Regions from separate parts of the Mus musculus genome. Here region 2 is linked to region 1. The links are chromatin loops, found by intact Hi-C in ENCODE. Cell type or tissue: left cerebral cortex. All regions are shown on one strand.

Region 1 (8,000 bases):
GTGAAAGTAACAATGAGCTCTCCATTCACTCATAACGTGTGTGTATAAAATGTGCACAGGGCACTTAGGCAAGCATACTTCTGCCAAGGGTGGTATACAGCCTGACAAAGGCCAGTGAGTAAATGAGCTATATGGAATATGGCAGTGAAAACTGCTTTAAAGCACACAGTGGAAACATCAAGCCTGGTCTAGGAACTGGTCAAAGCAAATGAAGTGACATTTAAAACAGGAAAAAAACAGGGAAAATAAAACAGAGGACAACAAATTTAGAGCAATCCTCCCGCTTTCTTGGGTTACAGGCATGAATCACCATGACCCACTAGTTCTGTTGTTCTTGTTCATTTAAATGGTTAATTTTAAGTAAGCCCAACTTGTATTCTCACCCTCTATTCTAGGGCGGTGCTCTGGTGAAAACACTGATCAGAGTCCTGTAACTGCCTAATGCTCCAAACATACTATCTGCTTTTTGAAAACAGTTGATGCTATTTGGATCCTTGAAATATTTTAGTAAAGTACTCATGACAAAGCAAGAATCAGGCTTCGACTGGCTAGGTCTTCTGTGGTAGGATCTTTGCTGGAGTATGGGAGCCTCAACCTCACCGTTCTCTTGTCTCGGCCTTTATGAGTACTGAGATTGTGAGGAGGCTACCATACCCGCATTCTCATTCTCATTTCAAATGATTGTAGAGTTGGAGAGATGGCTCAGTGGTTAAGAACACTTGTTACTCTTGCAGACAGTCAGATTCAGTTCCTAGCACCCACATGGTGGCTCAAAACCACCAGTAACTCCAGTTCTAGAGTATCTAACAACCTACTCTGACCTCTACATACACCAGGCATACATGTGATGCACCTGCACACAAAAAAGCAATTCATACATATAAAATAAATAAATCTGAGAAAAAAATTAATTGTAATTTTTTTCTTTCAGTTCACAATGACAATCTAATCTCAAAATTATCACTCAAAAAAAGTAAATGGTCAATAGTGAAATGGGAGACTTGTTTCTCATTCCTACCAAAAACCATTGAAATGATAAAGACATTGATTAAAACTAGAATTAATCTACACTAGCAATGAAAAATGAATAATGCCATGGTAGAGCAATCTTAGAGCATTTCTGAGAGGAATCTATTGCAGTAGATCAAGTGTAAACATTGTAGCTCTAACTCTAGAAGACTGGTTAAACACTCTAGAAGACTAGTTAAACACTCTAGAAGACTGGTTAAACACTCTTCTACTCAGCAGCAGAGCTAACAGCAAGGCCTGGGTTAATAAACACCAAAAGCAAAAATGACCCATAGAGAAATCTCTAAGGCAGATATTTAAGGACTGGGCAGAGGACACCCCTCCCTGGAAGACTACTTGCATGGCATAGCATACACAGGCCCTGGCTTGATTTCCAGCATCTCAAAACCAAATAGAGAAACAAAACTAAGCAAGCAAGCAAGCAAACAAAATACATTCATTAGAAAACTCCACAGCAGCCTACAAAAAATTAAGCTGTAGGGAAAAAAAAGCAGAAGACCAGAACAAAACTCCTCTGAAGACAAGAGTCAAAATAAATTCATTTGAAAGTGTAAGTGATGCAAAAAGTCAACCAACCATTTAAAACAGTGTAAGCAAGCGCGGGCCCACAAGCCCGATCCAGCTGTAACCTACTTCTGTGAGCTGTTTCCTTGAAACACAGCCACTCACTCATTTACACACTCACTCATTTACACACTCACATATGGTTGCCTTCACACCACAAATGCAGAGCTTAGTAGCTGCCACTTAGATTATGGACCACAAAGCCTAAAATACTTTTGTTTTTAAGAGTATCAGGAGGATGGACATCTAGAAACTGCCATATCCGGGGATCCATCCTATAATCAGCTTCCAAACGCTGACCCCATTGCATACACTAGCAAGATTTTGCTGAAAGGACCCTGATATAGCTGTCTCTTGTGACAGCAAGAAGGCAAGGAGTTTGCTCTTCTGACTGTTTAAGAACCTGTTGCCTCCTCCCTGACTAAGCTAGCAGACAGGCCTACACACTCCTTCAGAGATTTGGAAACTTCAACTATTAAAAGTTTCAAAATTTAAAAAGCTAAAACACATTTTTATAGGTCAAATACCTTTTCAATGTTTATAAATTAGACTGTACTTCTAATGCAATTAAAGAAAAAAAAAATCTCAACAGGCAGCGGTGGCCTTACTGCACTCTTAGTCTCACCAGAGGCCAGCCTAGTATACAGCTCAAGTTTTATTAGGACAGCCACGGATACACAAAACCAAACTAACCAATCAGCCAATCAACCAAACCAACACCTTCAAGTTCTTAAATGTTTCTCCTTAGAAATAATTTATATGAATTATACGCTCCTCAGAACATTCCAGACTCCAAAAGGGGGGGAGGGACAACCCTTTAGAGCAGTGGGGTGGTTTAGTGGGCAAAGCCTCACAATCTAAGTATGACCCAGAACCCATGTCAGGAGGAGAGAACCAAGCTCACACAGCTGTCTCCGACCACCACGCAAATGCTGTGCCTGTGCACACGCATGCATGCACGCATGCATGACTACATGTACAAAGATTACTGAATTCAGAAACTTATTACTATTGTACAATTTTCTCAATCTTTTTATTTGTTCTTTGAGACAAGGTCTTACTATGTAGCCTTAGCTGGCCTGGAACTTGCTATGTAGACCAGGTTAGCCTTCAGCTCCCAGTCTCAATCTTCTAAGAACTAGCATTAAAGAGCAGGCTCCTTCTCAATCTTTTGACTTCAAAACCTCTGCTCTAAGCCTTTCTGCTTGGAGGCGGCACTAGGGGAGCTCAGCTCTTAACCCAGTGTGAGGCTTCATGTGGATGTACATGGAGAGGTGAAGGAGGAAAGGACAGCTGCTTAACTAGCCAATCAGCCTGGCCACCCCTGGGCTGCAGTGGTGACAGCATGTCTCTTTCAGACATCATGGACTGCTTTCACACACTGCCAATTTAATTGAGACATGGGTATTAGGTAAAGGCTCTGTAGATTTTCCTCAGGACCTCACACGTCCTAGGCAAGTGCTCAGCACACTGCTGAGCTATGATGTGTAACTGACACACGATGGAAACCGGACAAAGAACTTCTGCTTGCCTGGAGCACACAAGCCACCAACTGGAAACATTTACTTAACCAAAGTTTCATGAGCTAGAAGTAGAAAAGTTTACTTTTCTAGAAGCTCTACTGTTGAGGCCTGGGAGGATGTATGCGATGCTGAGAAGATTTGGGGACCCCGCCTTTACACATCTGGTAAGAACCCTGGAATGATGGTCACCATCCGGAGGTTCCAGACAATCAATATCAGGGTCTTAGACATCACTGCTCCCAACAAAGTGTTAGAAAACACAACTTCAAAGGAAGAGCTAACCATTCAGCAATCTGTTTCTGCCACATGGCTGACAGGCCTCTCCCCAAACCTGGTCATCTCTCCCCCTACCCCAAGAGTTCTTCCTCCCCCCTTATCTAAAACCTAACTATGGGGAAAATGGGTACACAAATAGACCAACTATGCCCTTGGGGGCATAAGCCCACCTTGACTCTGAGAGAGATTGAAAGACAAGCCATCTGTATATAGGCAGGCTCGAATAAGATATCAGAGTCTCAGTACCTTCAACACTGTAATGTAACAATTCATCTACAGGTGTTAACTGCAAAATTTCCTCATATTATTTAGTACCTTCAAAGGACACCTGGCTTGCTTTTGCCTCTCTGTTATCAGTCCCTTTATCCTCACTGAAACCTTCGCTTACCTGTTCCCTTGCCTGAGGTAAACTATAATTCTAGAGAGAGAGCTGAGTGTGGGAACACCCGGGACATCTACACTGATCCCGGACGGCCAGGGCAGCTCCAACAGTGCCCCTCCTAACAGACATGGGCACAACAGGGTCTGCCAGCACGGGAGTAGCAGCACTTATTAAGGGAGATCAAAATTTCAAATACTCAAGTCAACAAACTGATCAAGACCTGTCAGAATAACAAAATGCCAACAAAGACTGATATAAAAGTTGGTCCCCACTGGTCTTAGAAAAAAATTAAGAGTCAATGATTTGACTCTAAGGAATAAGCTCAAGGGGGGCATGTGGAGGCCTGCTCTTTTTAACATAACGGAGCCATTCTGTATTCAAGCTCCTTTTACTCAAATGGTGAAATGAAGTTCAGGTTCTCCAGACTCCACTTCCCAGAAGTGATCATCCACAGCTGACCCTGAGGAAAGCTGCTAACAAGCCGAAAGTTCTAGCTGAATTACTTATGCTCTACTTTCTCAACGGTCTTAAATTCCCCTGTTCACCACCCATCCCCCACCCCTCTTACCTCACTTAAGACCAATCTGCTTAAAAGTTGGCTGATAATACACTGTCTAGTTAGCCTAAAATATTGTACTACTTCACTGCTTGTCTTTAAAACTTTGAACCTGGCTTTTCATATAAAAAGTCTACTTGGAGGACAGATTAGTACAACTCCTTTCGTGGTCCTGATCGATCAGTATTAGGATATACATTCAATAAACTATTCTTGCTTAACTGAGATCAGTGATTCTATGGTTTGCGGCAGTTCCTGAACCTCAACATCTACACACAAGAAAACAAAACCAAAAACCTCCATCTGCTTCTCTCTCGGGCATTAACAGTTCACCTAAGTCATAAAGTGGGGGAAAGATCTGCCTAGGACGTCTCGCCTTTAGACAGCACTGTAAAACCTTAAATACCCCAATTTAAACACTCATCTATACCACTATGTCCATTTACTTGAACTATCTTACATCTTTTCAAGGTTTATTTTTATTTATTTCTATGTCTATATCATGTATGTACATGTGCCTGCAGAGGCCAGAAGAGGGCATCAGATCCCTGGAAGCTAAAGTTACAGTAGCTTTGTGCTGTCTGAAGTGGGTGTTCTCAACCACTGAGAAATCTCTGCAGCCCTATTTGGGTTATTTTATAGGTCATATTCCAGCTAGCACTTTCCCTTCTACTGTTTCTCAATAATACAAGCAAATACAAGTGCAAATCAGACCATTTGATCCCTTTTTAAAAATTTTTTCCCTTAGAATTCTTTGGTTTGTTTTTTGTTTACTTGAGACAGGGTCTCTCTACATAGCCCTGACAGTCCTGGAACTCACTATGTAGACTAAGCTGGCTTCCAACTCACAGAAAGTCACTTGCCTCTGTGTGAGTGCTAGGATTTAAGGGCATGTGGCACTATACCCAGGCCTTTCTGACATTTAATTTAGTTACGTGTGTGTGTGTGTGTGTGTGTGTACAGGCACATGTGCCTCACTAAGGCCTGTGTGAGTCAGAGGACACCTTTGGCGTCAGTTCTCTCCCCCACTGTCACTGTATGGATTAAACACGGGTCATTCACCAGACTGTGGCAAGTGCTTTTACCAGCTGAGCCAACTTACCAGCTTGCGGTAACTGTAAAATAACATTTAGTTTGTCACTGAACTAGAATAAGCTCAAGCTCTTCTAACTCTTATATAACAGATTAGTCCTTTCCCAATTCCATGCTTTAGCCGCCCTCTGATCCTGGAGTGTGATATGCTTCCTTGGCTCTCTGACTCTGCAGAAGTCTTCTTTAATACAAACCCTGGTTGTTTTAGTTAGTTTCTACTCGTGTGATCAAACACTATGACCATCAACAACTTGGGGAGGGAAGGGTTTATTCCAGTTTACAACTCTCAGGTCCCTCCACTGCTGAGGGAAGTGGGGACAGGAACCTGGAGGCAGGAGCTGATGCAGAGACCCAGGAGGAGTGCCATTTCCTGGCTTGACCCCCATGGCATGTTCGACCTGCTCTCTTACACTATCAGGTATCACCACCAGCTCTGGGGTGGCACCACTCACAATGGTCTGGGCCTTCCCAACTAAATCATCAATTAAAAAAAAGTACCACTTTCTCGCCCATGGGCCAATTTGGTGGGGATGATATCTGTCTCAATTGAGCCTTTTCAAAACAACTCTAGATCGTGTCAAGTTGACTTAAAACTAGCAAACACTGGACTTCTAACTTCAGCTAGCCAATTCCTGATTTAGAGTGCTCCCATGAGACCATGCATTTTCCCAGTATCATGCGGGAACCTATGAACTCCAGTGGTTGTTGATAACTGTTAGTTTTATTAAATGTTAGCAATTTAGAATCAAGTAGAGTAAACGTTCACCTGAGCGAAAAACGGGGACCATACCTGTTATGACTACAAACAGGCAGGCCATGTCTGTAAGAAGCAAAGGCCTTACCTTTCTTTGGTGCTTTATCAATGTTAGTTTCTGGCGATTCCACTTTTTTTCCCAGCCTCTGTGCAAGGCTTCGCTTTAATGGAGGGTCACTATCACCACCTACAAATAGGGAGAAACTCATTTTAAGATTTGATCTTCAACAAAGTAAAAAACAAAAATAGACAATTTAAAATATTCTCGGATAGGCCGCAGTGGTGCATGCCTTTAACCCCAGCACTTGTGGGCCAGAGGCAGACAGATCTCTGAGTTCTGAGATCTGGTCTCTGGACAGCCAAGTCTATGCAGAAAAACCCTGTCTCCAAAAACAAAAACAAAAAAACAAATGAACAACAACAACAAAAAAAAAAAACCACTGAAAGTTTTCTACATTTAAATGATGTTTGCCCACCTGCTTCCTAGAACTTAATGTTAAAACCAAAATGTCCCAGAAAGAAAAAAATTAGTATACAAAACAAAACAAGACCATGAATGAATTTTGAAAAAAAAAAAAAAAAAAACAATTACTAAACTTACACACTGACTCATAAGCCTGGGATGAAGCTAAAGCTCAAAGACAGCAATGTCCTTTTGACTGTGTGGATGGTGTTAAGTCAACTTGACACAAGCTAGAATTATCCGAAAGAAAGGAACCACATATGAGAAAATGCCTCCATAAATCAAGCTGAAGGGAATTTTCTTAAATTCTAATTGATGAGGAAGGGCCCAGTCCACTGCGGGTAGTGCCATCCCTGGGCTGATAGCCCTGGGTCCTATAAGCAGGCTGACCTAGTCATGAGGAGCAAGACAGTAAGCAGCACCCCTCCATGGTCTCTGCGTCAGCTCCTGCCTCCAGGTCCCTGCCCTAACTTCCTTCGATGAAGAACAGTGATGTGGAAGTGTAAGATGAATAAATTCTTTCCTTTCCAACTGTTTGGTTATGATGTCTCATCACAGCAATAGAAACCCTAACTAAAACACCAACAAACTCTGAATTCATAGTAAATTCAGTTAGGAAGATAGTAAAAGAATTTATAGTGCTAATTTTTCCTGGGGTAAGAAGACTCTGAAGAGCCGGGCAGTGGTGGCGCACGCCTTTAATCCCAGCACTCGGGAGGCAGAGGCAGGCGGATTTCTGAGTTCGAGGCCAGCCTGGTCTACAGAGTGAGTTCCAGGACAGCCAGGACTACACAGAGAAACCCTGTCTCAAAAAAAAAAAAAAAAAAAAAATCTAAGACTCTGGTTAGAGCTGTGGCTCTCAGGGCCTTATGTTCAATATCCACCACTAAATAAACTTGGTGATGGCGGTTAAATGATCAAATCCTGCCTTAAAAAGAGAAAGTAGAAGAAGGGAGAGGAAAGATAAAAGGAAGGAGAAGGAAGAAGAAGAGGAGGGAGGAGGACTCCACTAACCAACTGAAAATATCTAAGGTTCTTATTCTTTTTTTTAAAACATTCATTTATTTTATGCATGAGTATACTGTAGCTGTCTTCAGACACACCAGAAGAGGGCATCAGATCCCCTTACAGATGGTTGTGAGCCACCAAGTGGTTGCTGGGAATTGAACTCAGGACCTCTGAAGAGCAGTCCATGTTCTTAACTGCTGAGCCATCTCTCCAGCCTAGGTTCTGATTCTTTTGTTTCTATGATCCATTAAGTTTAATGCAGACTGTTGTCTGACTATAATACTATCAGCCTTTCTGTATTTGTTAGCCAAAAGGGAAGGAGTAATGGATAGGGAACCATTAGGAAAACCATA
Region 2 (8,000 bases), 64 kb after region 1:
AGAGCCTGGACACAACCTACTTGTTCCAGTTCTCCCAAGGCCCAGAGTACTGTGCAGGAAATCCCGCCACGCCAGGCTCTGGGGAGCCTGCTTAGCTAGAGACAGATAGTCTGGGGGCTGGGACCTAGGTCTCTGCCTACATTTCCTTGGGATCAGGTTTGAAGAAAAACTAGTATTCCTTTAACCTGGTAGTGGTGGGAGGCAGAGGCAAGAGGATCTCTGAGTTCGAGGCCAGCCTGGTCTACAAAGTGAGTTCCAGGACAGCCAAGGCTGTACAGAGAAACCCTCTCTCAAAAAAACAAAAACAAAACAAACAAACAAACAAACAAACAAAAACAAAAAACAAACTATTATTCCTCTAACCTGGTAGTGGTGGGAGGCAGAGGCAAAAGGATCTCTGAGTTCGAAGCCAGCCTCGTCTACAGAGTGAGTTCCAGGACAGCCAGGGCTACACAGAGAAAACCTGTCTCAGAAAACAAACAAAAATAAACCAAAACAACAAACCAATCTCGGATTCTGCACTGGATTCCTTGCTCTAGAGACTGGTGGCCAGGTTGCCCTTGTGAAGGTGAGTGGGGCCTCAAGGGAAGACAGGAGGAACTGACCTCAGATGGTAAGCAAAATATTTTTCCCTGTGTGTGATCATCTCTTTTGTTTGTCCAGCCCGCTGCAGGCCTTACCTCCCCCGGTGCCATTCCAATCCAGTGCCTAAGGAAAACCACCTCAGAGGAATTCTCTCCCCAGGCTGCCGGCTCCACAACTTTCCTTCCTCAAGTCAAACCTGGCTAAGAGATTAAGATAAGGTGGGGAACACTTTCTGAGAAACAAGGTGCATGTTTTAAACTGGATTCTTCTAGTGTTCCTTAAAACCTTTCAAAATCATTTTAGTGTGATGTTCGATTATAAACTAGTAGGGCTGGTTTTATTCTAGCTTTTTCTTTGGTCAGGGTCTTGCTGACCTTGAGCTCTCAATCTTCCTGCCTTAGAATTCCCAGTGCTGGGATTATAGGCATATGCCACCGTACTAGGGTTAGATTGGCTTGAAATAGACTCAACTTATGTATATTGGTGAGCAGTCTCTTGATGGAAGTGGGGGAGAGGTGTTGCATGCTACGCCATCAGTGCCCATAATGCCAAATTCTTTCAGATGTCTTCTTCACATAGGCAGGCACAAGTTCAGATTCTAACCACCCAAAGGATCCTGGCAACAGTAAAAGTTAATACACAATATTGTTGTGAAAATTAATTGGTCCACTAATGAAAAATGTCTGGTTCTGAACTTCCAATACACACACACACACACACACACACACACACACACACACACGAGCTTATTAAACAGGGCCTGCTATGCTGTTATAGTGACATTAATCTCATCCTCTAATTAATTAGAACTGTCCCCATTGTCCTCCATTCCACTGTTACTTTAGTCCTTAAACACAGGGCCAGCCTGGCTCTATCCCAAACAAAACATCGGTAACTCCCCGTCCCATACCTATGATGCAGGGCTCACTGGGCAGCTAGTCTTAGGTTCTCCCTTGGCATGGCATCTGGTCTAGATGGTGGCTCCCCTGTGAGTGCATGTATTACACAGAGGCCCTATCCACTCTCACTTTGTATGATGGGTGCCCAGGTATCTTCATTTCATAAGCACTTTTTTTTCCTTTTGTAAAAGACCTGTAAAGTCATCTCTGAAGCCCTGTGCTAGTCCTTTCTGGCATGTAGACCTTGAGGTCATTGTTACTTTTTACCTTGGACTCTTAGATTGTTAAAAACATCAAATATTATCTTTAGAAAAAATATAATAACATCTTGTGTGTGTAAAAGAAAAATGTGGCTCAAGAGTCACCGCTGAATGAGAGAAAAGAAAAATAAAAGGAAGGACGAGACAGGACATGAGTGTTCCTAGGAATGGCGGAGGAGAAAATGTAGGTAAAGGGAGAGCGGTAGCCAGAGGCAGAGACATCTGGGAGAGTCCAGGACAGATGTGACCAGGCGCCAGGTGAGGAGATGGGGGAGGGGAAGGAAGCGAGGAGAGAGGGGAACCAGGTGCAGCAGCCGAGAAGGGAAAAGGTAAAACCAAAATGTCTGGATTATACAGAGAAGAGCCTCTGAGGGAAGGGCAGCGCAGCCCCTGGGCTGGAGAGTTTGGGGTAGAAGGTGGGGTATGTCAGCCATACAGTGTGGCAAGTAGGGACTGGGGGATGTTGAGAGAACCTGGAGGCCAGGTCTGCTTTGTTAGGTTAAATAGACACCTCAGCCATTTGTCCCGGGTTTGAAACTTGAAACAGTCATCTCTGTGAGCTTTCCTCCCTAGGACCTGGGTCTTCTTCTGCGTCTCCATCGCTCTGTATGTGACATGTTTTGGGGGAACTTCTGCCTTTGATGTACATCTTGTCTCCCTGAGTGGTCTCTGAGACCCTTGGGGCAGAAGAGTGGAACTCCCGAGTCTAAGAACCCAGAGTCTCACAAAGATGACTGGGTCTCTCACATGTTTTCTTCAGCGTTTCTTGCTGCATTTCTGATCCACAGCAAGTCGGGTGTGAGATACTGGGGATTGCTCTGTGGCTTTTCATTCTCCCTGCTGTGAACGCAGGGGACAAGGGACAAGGGACAAAGGTCAGTGCTGCTCTCACAGGGAGAAAGCCTGGACACTTATCACCAGACTCTGTCCCACAAAGGTGTCACCAGTAGCTCTTACATTCCTGGGGGAGGGGGTGGAATGTCTAAATTGCCTTGTGTGAAAGAATGAAAAAGAACCCAAAGCAGGCTTCCTTTTTGAGGCATTTTGGGGCTGGGACTACCTTAGATGACAGGGAAAACCCCAGGAGGTCTCCCTTCCCCCTTCATTGTTCAGTCCCTGAGGCCTTTCCAGTCAAGACAGGTCTGAAGCATAACAAAGACAGCAAATACCTTCTTTTTAAGTTAAGGATGTGAGAAAACCAGTATGGTTCCCTCCCTTCTCAGCTCCTGCCTCCACCCTACCCAAGACCTTTGAGCAGCATGAGTAACATTCAGAAGTGAGGATTGAGGCCAGGCCTTGCAAGTGGTCTCTGCACCCTCTCTAAGACAGGGACTCTGAGAGGGGAGGTGGTTGCTATTGGTTGATTAGGAACTTTCAAGGGCAGACCAGTCCTCTGCCTGCTTGGTTCTAATGGGAGTCTCTATTTAGTGTCCCAGGAGACCTACCAGCCTGTCAGCCACAGAACAGTAGTGATGAGGTACATCTGCTATTAACAACCCAACTTTTCTTGGCCCTCAAGCTGCAAGAGGCCAGAGTCCCTCCTCTAAGAGGAAAAGCCAGCCCCTGGGCCCTGGCAGGAAATGGTAGCACCCAGCACAGGATATCTGTGATAGCCACAGCAGGAACCAGATGTTTGTAGCAAGTCTCAGGGGAGGGGATGGGCACAACACCTACCTGTGACCCAGATGGCAAAGGGACAAGGGGAGCCAGAAGGCGGAAGGTGTAGGTCAGAGCTGGTTTCTTTGTGCCTCTTAGGGAGGAGTAGAGATGCCCAGCACTAACCATTGTGCCATCTCACCGACAGAATGTCCCAAACACTTGATGGGTGGCATCTCCTTTTAGCTATTTTGTGTGGCCTAAGACATCAGCCTGGCAATGGGGCTTGGACCTCTCTGTACTCGTAGCTTAGGTCACCCGAGTATGGCTCTCCACTGTCCCAGCAGATAGTGGGATAGGTCATTGCACCCTCTGTTATGATCCCCCAGTGAACCATCATTGCCCAGAAAGAAGCCTCTAGACTCTGACTGTTCCATTTGCACTTTTCCTTTGAGTCTCTCAGTTCAACCTTTGATATCCTTGAAAGGCCCCCAGACAAATAAGATCTCTGCTTCAGGGCCAGCCCTTTCTGGCCCCTTTTCATTCAGCTCACTTGCATGTTGTCTGGATTTTTGGGGGTCCACAAACATCTGTCACAACAGCCTTCTCTGATCACTCAGTTCTCCCATCTTGTCATCTATGTCCCAACACTCCCTAACCCCCATCCCCAGTTTACCTCACTTTAGTCTCCATCCTGGTCCTAAGTACCCCCGACAAGGTACATATTTGTTTTGTCCCTTTCCCATGAGACTAAACTGAAAGGGGGGGGGGAGGCAGGCGCGACGGCGGGGGGGGGGGTGCAGTGAGGGCTTTGGGCTTCGAGTAATTCAACTTCAGTGCACACGCCCCTGGCGTGATCAATACTGTATTTGCTTACTGAATGAGTAGACAGTGTCCAAGGACAAGAAACAAGAGTACAGTGGACTCCCACAGGTCTTGCCGGGCACAAGTTTGGTCAGTCGATTGACAAAAGAATTCTCACACTTCAGGAATTCATGTTTGTCTTTGTTCCAGACACAGGTGGCTGGGCTGGAGGGCAAGCCTGCTGGCACATGTCCCGGTATGTGGGAGTGTTCAAAGCCCACAATTATGCTGCATTCCAGGGAGAGAAAACAGTGGAAGAGAACTTCCATTCAGGCTCTGAGAGTTATTAATAACAGCTAAAGACCAGGGCAAGAATAGAAAGAGTGTCAGAGTTGGAGAGACCCTGAAGTCTCGCAGCAGGCAGGCGGCAGGGTCAGGATCTGACCCGGCCTTTTCATTCTCAGGCCTGGCTTTCTCACCTTGCCTCAAGGGGCACCTCACTCCTGGACAATTTACACCATTCCAGCTGGAATACATCTCTGGGTTTCTAAACGAGTGTTGTTTCTACATCAAATTCCAGAAGAGTTTTCCATTCTACTATACAGTCAGCTAGATAATACTATCAACTCCAATCACTATGTTTTATAGATTTTTATTTGCGTGTGTGTGTGTGTGTGTGTGTGTGTGTGTGTTCCTGTGTGCATATAGATATATGGAGGCCAGAGGTCCTCCTTGAGTGTTGTTCTCAGCAGCCATCTACCAAGGATTTTTTGTCTTGTTTTGTTTTTCTCTGTGTAATCCTGGCTACCCCAGAACTCTCTGTAGACCAGGCAGGCCTCAAACTCAGAGATCTGCCTGTTTCTGCCTCCCAAGTGCTGGGATTGAATGTATGCACCACCACTGCCTGGCCCACCCAGCTTTTTGAGAGAGGGTCTCTTTTTATCTGGTGCTCACTGGTTAGGCTTGCCTGGCTGGCAGGCCAGTGAGTCCTAGTGTTCTGTCTTTGTCACCCCAACACTGGGGTTACAAGCACACACCACTATGCTTTGCTTTCTCATGTGGCTTCTGGGGACTGAACTCAGGTCTTCTTGCTTGAATGGTTAGCACTTTACCGACTAAGCTGTCACCTAAGCACAGCTTAGTCTGAAGTGCTGGCGGAGACCTTCTGTAGGAGCTGTTTAATGATTTTTATTTTAATTTTTGTACATTTTAACTTATGTGCATGTATGCATGCCTGCTGTGTATATGTGTACCCTGTGTGTGTGAAGGTACCAGTGGAGGCCAGAATTTCAGATGCTCTGAAAATGAAATTACAGGCGGTCGTGAGCTGCCTGACGCCAGTACTGGGTACTGAACTGGGATTCTGGAGAAGAGCAGCAGATGCTCGCAGTTGCCGAGCCATCTCTTCGGTCCCCAGTTCAATGTTTCCAAGTCATTTAAAAAAGGTAGAGCTGGGCTGGAGAGATGGCTCAGCGGTTAAGAGCACTGACTGCTCTTCCAGAGGTCCTGAGTTCAATTCCCAGCAACCACATGGTGGCTCACAACCATCTGTAATGAGATCTGATGCCCTCTTCTGGTGTGTCTGAAGACAGCTACAGTGTACTCATATAAGTAAAATAAATGAATACATCTTTAAAAAAAGGTAGAGCTACTCTGGAAGGCAAATCTAAACCAAACACAAGGGGCTGGAGAAATGGCTTATTGGTTAAGAGCACAGACTGCTCTTCCAGAGGTCCTGAGTTAAATTCCCAGCCACCACATGGTGGCTCACAACCGTCTGTAATAGGATGCGATGCCCTCTTCTGGGGTGTGTCTGAAGACAGCTGCAGTGTACTCATATAAATAAATAAATAAATAAATAAAGATGTTTACATTTAAAAAAAGGTCTTTTTGCTCTTTATAGAAGACCCAAGTTAAATTTCCAACACCCATATGGTTGTTCACAACCATCTATAACTTCAGTTCTAGGGGACCGATCTGCTTTCTAACCTCTGTGAGCACTTGGCATATGCACGGTGCACGTAGATACATGCAGGCAAATACTCAAGACACATGAAATAAAATAAATCTAACAAACAAACAAACCACCATCTTTTGGCACTGGGCCTCACTCTGTAGCTTAGGTGAATCTGGAACTCAGTACACGGCACAGGCTGTTCTTGAACACACTGCCGTCCTCCCGAGTCCCCACACTGGTCAACAAAAGAACCCAAACCAAAAATGAAACAAGAGAAAATCTAAAAAAAGGACTACTATTTTTTTTGTAACACCTGTGCTCTGAATCATCTTTGAGGGCTTTCTGACCATCAATGTGGGTGTCTGTTTTTTTGTCTTCAGTATCACAAACAAAAGTTTTAAGGCGGTCTAGCGTGAACATCTGCGATTTGGAACAAGTCGCTTCCATAGCAGTATTCCCGAGCATAGGAGTAAGGATGAGCTTAGCCCGAGCTTGTGCTGTGCTGGGACGAAGTGTCTGCTGTGAGGAGATGTCTCTCTACGGGAGGCACATGGAGGAAAGTGAGCAGCAGCTGGGTTGGTACACAGAGCCTAGGTCTGCTGAGAAGAAGAAGCAGAACCACCCCTTGCAGTGTGGTGATGCCAGCCAGCAATGCCAGTGGGCTTCAACCTGTGGGTCTAGACCCCTTTGAAGGAAGATCGAATGACCCTTCTACAAGGGTCACCAAAGACCATCAGAAATATCAGATACTTACATTATGATTCATTATAGTAGTAAAATTACAGCTATGAGCCAGCAATGAAAATAATTTTATGGCCAGAGGTCACCGCGACATGAGGAACTGCACTAAAGGGTTCCAGCCTTAGGAACCACTGAGCCATGCAGACAGCTCAAGTATTTGCTTTGCCTAAAATTCATGAAAAGATGCATAATTTCTGGGTGTCATTTGACTTCCCAAACACATGAACTATTAACTCCTTGGTTTAACTGTAGAGACTGCATGCTGTGTGCGTGACATCATTCTCTCAGAGATGGCAGCCTTTATTCAAGGGGCTCTCTTGTGTTTTCTAGGGTAAGGGAAGTGGTGCTAGTCCAGGGAGCTGTTAGAGAAGTCAAGTCTTGTTGCTAGCTGGCTCTACATCAGGGGTCAGATACAGAAAGCACCTGTTTTCAAGATGAACGCTTCCTCATCTATACACATAGCAGACTATTCCTCTTGTTGTCTTAGTTTGGTCTTTTAAAAAGGTTTATTTATTTAATGTATATGAGTACACTGTAGCTGTCTTCAGACACCCTAGAAAAGGGCATCAGGTCCCATTACAGATGGTTGTAAACTACCATGTGGTTGCTGGGAATTGAACTCAGGACCTCTGGAAGAGCAGCCAGTGCTCTTAACCACTGAGCCATCTCCAGCCCCCTTGTTTTGCTTTTTGAGACAGGGCCTCTTTACATAGCTCTGCTTATCCTGGAATACACTCTATAGACTAGCCTCGAACTCACAGAGATCTGCCTGCCTCTGCCTCCCAATGCTGGGATCAAAAGTATGTGCCACCATGCCCAGCCTATTTCTTATGACTTAGGTTCACACTCAGTGTAAAAAGAAGCTAAGGACATCACACACAAACAAGGATTTTATTTACAGTAGAGCTACAAAATCATCTGTCTGTGAAAACAGGCCACTCATCCCCCCCTTTCTGCTTCCAGCGACAAGATCGTGTCCTAACAGACAGAGACCAGGAACAGGTAACCATTGAGTTGGTACCTGATGGGTTATATAAGGACCTGCTACAGTCCCCTGGCCTTGTGTAGGCTTGGGAAGGAAACAGGCAAACACGGTAAGAGCTTTAAATCACTCAGTGACCACATGAAGAGGACTTGTTTCTAAAAGAGGGAGCTACG

What was found. Peaks named below come from ENCODE experiments on the same cell type or tissue, not always from the same donor. Only the 100,000 strongest peaks of a DNase experiment are listed, where the experiment ranks them.
Region 2: it touches region 1 in a loop (2.1-fold over the local background); 2 of 42 quality-filtered maps call a loop at or near these places.

Annotation. Positions count from the first base shown.
Region 1 is chr1:133,627,498-133,635,497 of GRCm38, forward strand. Zc3h11a (zinc finger CCCH type containing 11A) reads right to left here. Exons shown (of 18, transcript NM_001276767.1): 12 at 6,265-6,363. Among named protein-coding and RNA genes, the nearest start is that of Snrpe, 21 kb to the left of the region's middle. In left cerebral cortex, CTCF peaks have their summits at 4,849 (motif pointing right) and 7,781 (motif pointing right); DNase peaks (open chromatin) are centred at 1,695 and 4,869.
Region 2 is chr1:133,691,742-133,699,741 of GRCm38, forward strand. It overlaps a transcript of Lax1 not described here. Among named protein-coding and RNA genes, the nearest start is that of Lax1, 5.6 kb to the left of the region's middle. In left cerebral cortex, no CTCF peak of the experiment used is centred here; a DNase peak (open chromatin) is centred at 4,384.